3 separate regions of the Homo sapiens genome follow, and regions 2 and 3 are each linked to region 1. A link is a contact called in ENCODE Hi-C or POLR2A ChIA-PET data. All regions are on one chromosome and are shown on one strand. Each heading gives the region's core, a stretch centred on a gene start or an enhancer-like site at or near the end of the contact. The rest is flanking DNA. Distances are from core to core; before and after follow the strand shown. Region 1 holds the start of SLC25A5 (solute carrier family 25 member 5). Region 2 overlaps SEPTIN6 (septin 6). Region 3 overlaps SEPTIN6 (septin 6).

Region 1 (3,505 bases), core at 1,006-3,505:
GTCAAGTATCTTTAGTCTCCTTTAATCTGTGACAGTTCCTTAGTCTCTTTGTCTTTCATGATCTTAACAGTTTCGAGAATATCTGACTCCTTAAAATACACGCGGTGATAGGTGACTACGGGAGCTCCAGCTCACCGTGGATTTAGCAAAATACCAAGTGATGACAAGAAGTTGCTTTTAAATGACCCATCTTGTATTTCATCGTCAATAAAACCACACTTAGTTACCCAAAGACTGAGAAGGGAAAAATTCTATGTAATTATTTGATCATCTTTTTTTGTGGAGAGAAAAAAAACTGACAAAACAATGAGCTCTGGAATAGAATACAGTAGAGGCATCATGCTCAAAGAGAGTAGCAGATGTGGCCAGGGAAAGGTCACATGTAGAAAAGGGATACACAAGTGATGGCGAGGTGTATCGAGGAATAATTAACAGTTGAATAAAAATGCATTAATCAGAATGTCAAGAGTTCAAACTAGAAAGATTTTGAATTTTAAATGCATTATAAATAAAATCCACCTCTCTCCAAATAAAGCCCTCTGTAGAATTTTGCTTTAGCTCTTGTTTCTCTCACCAGAATAGAGAAGCGAGTATCACCTTTGGAGGATATACTCTACCATTCTCTGAAACTGTTTTTTTGCATTCAGCTACCTCGCTATTATAATCAGCTGAGAAACACCATAGCCTTTCACTAACACAGGTCAAAGATTTCTCCCAGGATCAACAAAGCTAGATTCAAAATTGCTCCTTTGAACACATGCAATTTGTGTGCATCAGTTTCGATCGCTGGGGTTCTTGAGGAGACTAACAAATTGCAAAGTGTACTTTCAGAGGAAGGGCCTAACCATCCTGGGGGGTCCTAGAATTGGGTCCTTTCACAGGCAGATCTGGAGAAGATAGGAGAGGGCAGGAAAGGAAAGTGAAGGATATGAACACTATGTGTTCAGTGTGCAAAGGCCTGCTGGCATTTTGCCTATGGGAATTCTGAAGTCTGGGCACATAAGGTTCAGCTGCAGTTGCAGTTTTCAACAGTCGTCCTTATTTTTATAAACATTGTTATGATTATTCAGACACGGAACTTGTGATTACACTATTTGCTCCTGTTCTGAACTTGAGGGAGTCCACTTAAGCTAACAAGTAGGTTTTTGAGGACATGTGTGGCAAATGCTTACCCAGTGAAGGGATTAAGGGGCTCAGTAAGCACTTGTCCATTGGCACAATGGCTGCCAATCTAATTCTATTGATTCCTCTAAATGTTTCTGGAGTTCAGAAATCTATTCAATCCAAGGGCACTTTACCTGGGGTCCTGGGAGCCAAATGTTAACGTAGTTCTTAACCTTCCTAAGCCTCTTAACCTTCTGGGTACAACCTCTATATTTGTCTTCTGGCTAAAATCATTTCCCCACCCCCAGCCCAGTCCTTTGGACTCTCCCAGGCCAATTCCTGGCAAGATCTTTGTCGAACTGTATTTGCAAACCAGGGTCTGGGGCACGGTGGCAGTTCCTTCGTCTGCTGTTCCCTTAATTTCGTCTGGTTTCACTGGCTCCAGGACAGCACACGGTCTAGAGTGGGAAGAGTGAGGCATTCACCTTGGTGAAAAACAACTCAGTAATTAAGACAAATGATTTTTCATGTACTATTTTAAAAAAATCAGAAGCAATGCAAAAATCCATGATGAACAAATGATCAACATTTGAAATACAGACAGGATCCCAACCTGCACTTGCATGACCTTGTCTCGCTTGCCTCACCCTAAACCCAGCCTTGACACTCCAATTAAACTTTATTTACAAAACAAGGGGGCCGGCCAGTAGGATGTAGTTTGCCCATACGACTTTTTTAAAGTATCGCATTGACTACTGTTTATCTCGATGACTGAAGGGTTCTTTTGGCATCCCTGTAGCAAATGCGTCTCACCCTAGTCCTGGTCCTGCTCCAAGGGTTTTTGTCCAGGCACATCGTGACCTCACCCTTCCTCCCCTCTCCGAGGCCTCTCTCAGGGTCCAGCGTTCAAGTCCCGGGTGTTCTCTGGACCCGCCCCTTCCTCTCGCCGGGTCAGGTGCCGAGGGCGAGCACGGGCGGCGCGGAGAGCAGTCCCGGCCCGCCCTCCACGACTCCTCCTCCTGCGAGCTGGGCCACTCAGCGGCTCTGCCGCCCAGCGCGCCGGGGCCCAGACCCCGCCCCGGCCCCGCCTCCGACGCCTGCCGCTCCAGCTCCGGCTCCCCCTATATAAATCGGCCATTTGCTTCGCTCCGCCCCGCAGCGCCGGAGTCAAAGCCGGTTCCCGGCCCAGTCCCGTCCTGCAGCAGTCTGCCTCCTCTTTCAACATGACAGATGCCGCTGTGTCCTTCGCCAAGGACTTCCTGGCAGGTGGAGTGGCCGCAGCCATCTCCAAGACGGCGGTAGCGCCCATCGAGCGGGTCAAGCTGCTGCTGCAGGTACGTCCTGGGATCCAGGAGCCCAACCAGGAAGTGGGGGGAAGGGTCGCACAGAAGGCGGGCGCCCGAGGGGTGGCGGGGAGCGAACTCTAAAGACATGGCCAGGGAAGCGGCTTAGGAGAGGCCAGAGCGGGGCGCAGAGGCAGAACAGAAGTCAAACTGGTGGGAGGCGCCTTTAGTGACCTGAAGTAGTGAGTCTAGGAAGGGGCCGGGGGCAGAGGGCAGGACCAGGCTCTCGGCATCTCCGAGGCGGCGGACTCGGATGGAGCAGTTTCTGAGTGACGGCCTCCCCGGGCCTGGGCGTCAAGGGCGAAGGCCGAAAGCCGGCGTTAGAAAGAGGAACGCCAGTTCTTACCGAAGACCTCAAGGTCGCGGCAAGGAGATAACTGCCCGGGGGAGGCCATGCGCCCGGGTCCAGCGGCCTCCCAGCCCGCGGACGCGCTCAAACCTCGCCGGGCCGGAAGCCGGCGCCGGGAAGCGCGTGTGCCTTTTACGTCCGCCCCCGCGCAGCCGCGGCCGCTGCCGCCGCGTCTCCGCCTGCCTCCCTGCGCCGCGCGCTCTCCAGTGCCGGCTCTAGAGGGCGCTCCTGGGCTAGCGTGTAGGGCTGGCGGCGGCGGCGCTCGGGTCACCTCTGGGAGCGGAGTGGGGGCGGAGCGAGACGGAAGCAGCTCAGGAGACTTGAGGCGTAGGCTGCGGTCCCCAAGGTGACCGCGCCCTATGTGGGACTCGCCCTAATGCCTCTGAACCTGGGTTTGAGGTAATGACCTTTCTCCTAGGTCTGAAGGTCACGGGTCCGCTGGAGGATGCCCCCTCTCCACTCAGAGGGGTGGAGGCTTAATGCTACTGGTGCAGATCACCTCTTCCCCTGTGACAGCCTCAGAGGGTTGGGAGGGTCCAGCCAGTATGATATACGAAGACTAGATTTGAGAGAGGGGAGCCTACCTTAAAGGGCATTGATCGAGATGGCATAAGCTCTTCTCTTTCCCTTCCCCATGGTTATAACTGTCCCTGTTGGCTTCCTTCCTGTCTGTTAGGTGCAGCATGCCAGCAAGCAGATCACTGCAGAT
Region 2 (3,312 bases), core at 37-2,536, 190 kb after region 1:
TGCAGGTAGGCCTCGAATTGTGCATCGATGAATTCCACGATAGGCTTGTAGCTAAAAGGGAGAGCAGGGACAGAGGCGGATCCCGTCAAAAACTTGGATTTTGACACCGTCCTTTTTGGAAGTTTCAAATGCCCTCTGTAATCTTGACTCTCTCCCATCCAACTGCATTTCTCCATCTCCCTTCAGTGGGCCTCCAATCTTGTCAGCCTGGCCACCTTCTTGGTCCCTACATGAGCCAAACTTATGCCCATCTGTGCACCTTCACTAGAATGCCCCTTTCTCTCTCCTCATCCCAATTCTGCCCTCCCAGACCTCAGGGCTCAGCTTAATGTCCTCCTCCTTCCTACGGCCTTCCCCACTTATGCCAGAAATCCCTTCTGCGAGTCAGGGGCATAACAAGAAATGGCATTCAATTACTTATTGTTGCTTCACAAGGATTCTCTCAAATAGATTGTGCCTTCCTAAAGAGCAGGGCCTGTGAAGGGCACTTGTCTGTCCCTCGGGGGGCCCCAACACAGCATGGAGCCCACTGGCTGTATCTGTAGAGGGACTGATTTTCCTCCAAGCTGGGCTCATGTCTTTGCTCCCTTTATCTCGCCCTACAGTGCCTAGATGAGAGCTGGGTACACAGTGGGTAACAAGACCTCTCTTTGGCCCACTGCTGGGCAATCTTGTGAGAACATTCAGGGCTTTTGCTCATTCTCGCTAGGTTTAGCGGAGCTCCACACTTGGCTCCCCCAAGGTCAAGATATTTTTCTGATTCTCATTTCTGCCAAGGTGGTGACTTTAAGTATTCAGGCCAGGCACAGTGGATCATGGCTCGTAATCCCAGCACTTTGGGAGGCTGAGACGGGCGGATCTTCTGAGCTCAGGATTCGAGACCAGCCTGGGCAACACGGCAAAACTTCGTCTCTACTAAAAATACAAAAATTAGCCAGCTGTGGTAGCTCATGCCTGTAATCCCAGCTACTCAGGAGGCTGAGGCAGGAGAATCGCTTGAACCCGGAAGGCAGAGGTTGCAGTGAGTGGAGATCATGCCACTGCACTCCAGCCTGGGCAACAGAGTGAGACCCCATCTCCAAAAACAAACAAACAAACAAACAAAGTATTCAGGCAAAATCTGGTAAAGCTACTCCCCTCCGCACACCCTGCACACATGGACACAGGCCCGCCAGCTCACTGAGTCTCCACACGCGGCTCCTCTAGGTGGCCCCCAAGTCTTGCCAAGGCTTCTTAAACAACAGTCAGCCCTCTATGTCTCTCTTTCCTGGGCCTCCCTGGGAAACTTCCCTCTCCCTCTGTCCCAGTCCCCTCCCACGTCATCCCCGTCACCCCTACGGCCTCTTTCTGCTCTAACTAGGTCAGCTTAGCTCAGCTCTGCCTCTTGTTCTCATCTCCCCTGTCTGTCTGCTGCCTCTCTGGCTGAGGGGGTGCCTCCCTTCAGGCTAGAAGAGGCTTGTCATGTGGGCCCAGGGCAGGGAGTTTTCAGATACCGCTGCCAGAAGGGAACATGATGATCAAAGGAGGAGCTGAGCCCAGCCAATGCCTCCCACCTGCAGCAGCTCCCAGGCTGAGCCTTTCTGAAAGATCCCCCTAGTAGAGAAGGGGAAAATAGCCTTTTAAGAAAGAATCACAGGATCCTAGATTCTGAGAGCTGCAGCCAGAGCTGAGATCCAGGTGCAGGCTATCTCTGGAGCCCCAGAGAAAAATCTTTTTTTTTAAGATGGAGTTTCGCTCTGTTGCCCGGGCAGGAGTGCAGTGGTGCGATCTCCACTCACTGCAACCTCTGCCTCCCAAGCCCCAGAGAAAACTCTAAAAACATAGTCCTTTCTTTATTCCTTTGATCCCTCCGAGCCACTGTTCCGAAGGGTAATCGCATCAAAGAATCTCTTGGTTGCAAAGATCCTTAGAAGGTTCCTGACGAATTTGGAGTGAGGGTGGGGAATGTATCCCCTAGGCTTATTTAATTAATTTTTGGATGTTTTGCTGATTTGAAATAGTTGATGATGGCACTGCTTCATTTTTTTTCTCAATTACGTAATTTTTTTTTACTTCATTTTTTGCTTTGCAGAAGGAATCAGAGGAAAGAAAATAAAGCTAAAAAGTGCATTTTTTAGCTCCCCCACACACCCCGAAATCTGTAGTGATACCCTGTGCCTGTCTTACTGCAATTGCCTCTGGCTCTCGGAAGCTCTCAAGATGTACATGGATCAGACCAGCCAAACCAGCCAATCAGCCACCAGGATTTGGTGTAGACGAATCCTAAATGGGTGGCTTATCTTCGTCTTATTCATCTCTGTATCCTCCACGTCTAGCCTGCTGTCTGGAACATAGTAAAGTTTCCGCTACTGCTCTGCATTCCCTCCACCCCCAGGCCCCAGTGACTCATCTTCCCACGGTGGCCACCTCTCTCCCACACTCTGTTGTGCTGCTCACTGGACTCCAGTGGGTGGTAAACAAAATCCTTTACTCTTATAGGCTACCTCCTCCCAAACTGCTTCCTTCCTCTAAGTGACACCTGACTATCCTTCAGAGATGCTGCTTTTCTCATATCCTTCTCAACTGGAAATTTCTTCATCTCCACACCCAAGTCCCATGGAAGGGCAGAGAGGGCAGCTTTCTTCTAGCTCTTGATTCCCTCGCTCACTGTGATCTCCTCATCTCCTCCATTTTCGACCAAAACCAGCTCCAACAGACTCCATCCCTCCCCATCACTACTGATAATCTTTGACATTTCAAGACAGCCGTTCTTAACACAGGGTTCATGGACCTCCTAGGTTCTGTGAATAGAATTCAGAGGATCTGTGAACTTAGATAGGAAAAAAATACATCTTTTTCACTAATCTCTAACTGAAGTTTAGCAGTTTCTTCAGCTGCAGACATAGGTAACAATCTATAGTAATGTTAGCAGTACCTGTGATTTCATAACCAATAGAAATCACTGATATCATCATTTCCCATTCCAGTTGTTGTAAATAGCTCAAAATAGCATTTATACTCATTACAACATTCAAATTCTGGTAATTATTAAGCCTGCATATAGATATTATTACTTCTGGAATTGATAGAGAAGCACATGGATTGCTAAGTCACAATTTTTAAATATTTTAGTAACTGTATTTTTAGTATACTTGGTATATTTTAGGCATTTAAAAACATTATTTTGAGAATGAGCCCATAGGCCTCACTAGATTGCTAACGGGGCCAATGGCACAAAATAACCCCTGGTCTAGACAATAATACTTATTCATTTCGGATAATGATATGTACTATGAAGATACTCCAATAGGATAATGGGATATACATGTGATT
Region 3 (3,248 bases), core at 120-2,619, 210 kb after region 1:
GGACAGGGGAGAAGGGAGCTTGAGACAGCTGAGCTAGACAAGAAGGGAGTACTATGTAAGGAGTCAGTTTCTGTTGGGTGGGGCTGCACCAAGCTTTCCATAACTAGAAAGATGCCAAGAGCAGTCCAAGAAGGGCACGGTTAGTGCCAGGAGGCCCAGCCCAGCATCACAGGCTGCACTAAGCAGGCAGCTCTTCTGTTGGGCTGGACCACCTTTTAGACTAGGTCCATAATAAGGGCACATTTTCACACTGAAAGGGGTGGGGTGTGAGGGTGGTGGAGCCTCTCAGCAGCCAACTTTGTCAGAACCGGCTCCCAGATAGCCCCTTCACACAGCTTTAGATCTCACTCCCATCGGTGTCACTAGATCCTGTGAGGGCAAGCGACAGGGCTAGTGCCGGTGAATGCCATGTGGCAAGTTCATTACCCTCACACATCTCACCCCACACCCTCCCAGTGGAGAACTCTTAACAGACAACCATATGCCATCATTCAGTGAGAGTTGGTGTATTCTCTGCCCCAGGGGGTCCCCTGAAGACACCTGAGGCTGGGTGCAGTGGCTCGCACCTGCAATCGCAGCACTTGGGGAGGCCGAAGTGGGCGGATCTCTTGAGCCCAGGAGTTTGAGACCAGACTGAGCAACAATGGCAAAACCCCATCTCAACAACAAGAAAAATACAAAAATGAGCCGGGCATGGTGTCGTGAGCCTGTGGTCTCAGCTACTCAGCAGGCTGAGGTGGGAGGATCACCTGAGCCCAGGAGGTCGAGGCTGCAGTGAGCCATGATCTCGCCATTGCACTCCAGCCTGGGTAACAGAGCAAGACACTGTCTCGGCCGGGCGCGGTGGCTCATGCCTGTAATCTCAGCACTTTGGGAGGCCGAGGTGGGCGGATCACGAGGTCAGGAGATGGAGACCATCCTGGCTAACACGGTGAAACCCCGTCTCTACTAAAAATACAAAAAATTAGCCGGGCGTGGTGGCGGGCGCCTGTAGTCCCAGCTACTCAGGAGGCTGAGGCAGGAGAATGGCGTGAACCTGGGAGGCTGAGCTTGCAGTGAGCCGAGATCGCGCCACTGCACCCAGCCTGGGCGACAGAGCGAGACTCCGTCTCAAAAAAAAAAAAATAAATAAAGACAGCTGAGCCTCATGAGTGGTTCACATCACTCAAGGCTTTGTTCTACGTTCACCCCTTTCTGCTTCTCCTTCTCATTTCCCCTTCTCTTTATTAAAGCAAACAAAGTAAGATGCAAGATTCCCACTGCTAGTTCTTGGTCCGCAACGCTGCAGGGGAGTCAGGGACATGAGAACTGATATGCTTTCTTTACGGAGCCTCCGATGTAGCAGGCATCGGAAATTGAGGTGGACTCAGAGTTGAGGTTTCCTGAGCCATTTGTTATCACCCCTGGCTGCCTCTTCCGGCCTCCAACAAATTCAGCACCATGAAGCTTCAAGTGCTCCAAAGTCAAAAGGAGAGGAAATGAATTTTCAAACTGAAGACAGTGCTGTAAAGAGCCCTAAACGGCAGAAGAAAAAATTTTCTTTTCTTTCCTTTTTTTTTGATAAGGAGTCTCTCCCTGTCTCCCAGGCTAGAGTGCAGTGGCGCGATCTCAGCTCACTGCAACTTCCGCCTCCCAGGTTCAAGCGATTCTCCTGCCTCAGCCTCCCGAGTAGCTGGGTGCCCACCACCGCACCCGGCTAATTTTTTGTATATTTTAGTAGAGATGGGGTTTTGCCATGTTGGCCAGGCTGGTCTTGAACTACTGACCTCAGGTGATCCACCCACCTTGGCCTCCCAAAGTGCTGGGATTACAGGCATGAGCCACCATGCCTGGCCCAAAAGAAATAATTTTTTAAGCCCTAAGAAGCAGAAGTATGGACTTCATTTCCTAAGCAATGGGATTTGGGGGATTTTGAGTGATTTGAGCAGGGAGGGCCATGATACAGGGAGTGTTTTTAAAAGATCACTCCAGCTGCAGGGTGTTTGCTTGATTGGATGGACAGAGAGACTAGGAGCAGGAAGACATAGGAGGAGATGACTCCAATAATGTTGAGCCAGCAGAGTGACATCCAGGCACTGTGACAATAAATGCTGGTTGGTGTGAACTGACCTGACTTGGGACTCAAAGAGAAGGAACAAATTTGAGAGATGTCTTAAGAAGGGATGAGCCTCTGCCGGGAGCAGTGGCTCACGCCTGTAATCCCAGCACTTTGGGAGGCTGAGGCAGGCGGATCACGAGGTCAGGAGTTCAAAACCAGCCTGGCCAACATGGTGAAACCCCATCTCTACTAAAAATACAAAAATTAGCCGGGCGTGGTGGCGGGAGCCTGTAATCCCAGCCACTCAGGAGGCTGAGAGGCAGGAGAATCACTTGAACCCAGGAGGCGGAGTTTGCAGTGAGCCGAGATTGCGCCACTGCACTCCAGCCAGCCTGGGGGACAGAGAGAGACTCCGTCTCAAAAATAAATACATTAATTAATTAAAAAAGAAGGGATGAGCCTCAAGGAGTGATTGGGCAGAGAGAACAATCGCAAGGGTCTAAGCCCGGGAGCTTGGATTGACAGCACCATGGAGACACATAGGAAAGCCAGGAAAAGATGCCTGTTTAATGGGGACGATGAGGAGACTGATTTTAAATTAGCTGTTACTAAAAAAATTACATTTATCAGATTTTTTATTTTGTGGAAGTAATCAATGTTCACTGTAGAAATTTTAGAACATACAGATAATAATAAAGAAGAAAATCAAAATCAACCATAATATCACTCTCCAGAGATAAACACTCTTAATTTTATTTATTTATTTATTTATTTATTTATTTATTTATTTATTTATTAGAGATGGAGTTTCTCTCTTGTTGTCCAGGCTGGAGTGCAGTGGCACAATCTCGGCCCATGGGTTCAAGCGATTCTCCTGCCTCAGCCTCCGGAGTAGCTGGGACTACAGGTGTGCACCACCACGCCCAGGTAATTTTTGTATTTTTAGTAGAGACGGGGTTTCACCTTGTTGGCCAGGCTGGTCTTGAACTCCTGACCTCAAATGATCCGGCCACCTCGGCCTCCCAAAGTGCTGGGATTACAGGAGTGAGCCACCATGCCCAGCCACTGGTGACTTTTAGAATCCTTATTTCTTTTGTATCTGTTACCCAGTGTCCAATACACCTAAATTAACTGAGGAGTTTGGGAAAGAAGGGACATAGAACCTGGTCAATGTGTTTTTCTTGCTAACTGGGATTTAAGCAGCAAACTT

Evidence for each region. Hi-C counts contacts between places; a loop is a spot of excess contacts on that map. ChIA-PET counts read pairs that join two places held with the same protein, here RNA polymerase II (POLR2A). Pooled maps may share reads with other maps.
Region 2: a pooled map shows a loop between it and region 1 (2.6-fold over the local background). The contact joins the enhancer-like site here to the promoter of SLC25A5 in region 1. A Hi-C loop is called at or near these places in 7 of 50 pooled maps. POLR2A ChIA-PET finds 5 or more read pairs at or near these places in 3 of 52 experiments (HEK293, T-cell and common myeloid progenitor, CD34-positive).
Region 3: a loop to region 1 is called in a pooled map, with 3 times the contacts of the local background. The contact joins the enhancer-like site here to the promoter of SLC25A5 in region 1. A Hi-C loop is called at or near these places in 7 of 50 pooled maps. POLR2A ChIA-PET finds 5 or more read pairs at or near these places in 2 of 52 experiments (HEK293 and activated T-cell).

The regions. Positions count from the first base shown.
Region 1 is chrX:119,466,189-119,469,693 of GRCh38, forward strand. It overlaps SLC25A5 (solute carrier family 25 member 5), which reads left to right and starts at 2,256. Exons shown (of 4, transcript NM_001152.5): 1 at 2,256-2,438; 2 at 3,473-3,505. The coding sequence starts at 2,328. SLC25A5-AS1 (SLC25A5 antisense RNA 1) reads right to left here and starts at 2,932. Exons shown (of 1, transcript NR_028443.1): 1 at 1-2,932. RefSeq lists silencers at 1,936-2,315, 2,806-3,045.
Region 2 is chrX:119,652,990-119,656,301 of GRCh38, forward strand. SEPTIN6 (septin 6) reads right to left here. Exons shown (of 11, transcript NM_145799.4): 4 at 1-51. Among named protein-coding and RNA genes, the nearest start is that of MIR766, 7.8 kb to the left of the region's middle. RefSeq lists an enhancer at 2,492-2,541. Within about 2 kb of position 1,287, at least 10 of the 41 ENCODE cell types and tissues checked have a DNase peak (open chromatin) inside an H3K27ac peak, as active enhancers do.
Region 3 is chrX:119,677,407-119,680,654 of GRCh38, forward strand. All of the region lies in intron 1 of SEPTIN6 (septin 6), which reads right to left. Among named protein-coding and RNA genes, the nearest start is that of SEPTIN6, 14 kb to the right of the region's middle. RefSeq lists an enhancer at 257-757 and a silencer at 696-815. Within about 2 kb of position 1,370, at least 6 of the 41 ENCODE cell types and tissues checked have a DNase peak (open chromatin) inside an H3K27ac peak, as active enhancers do.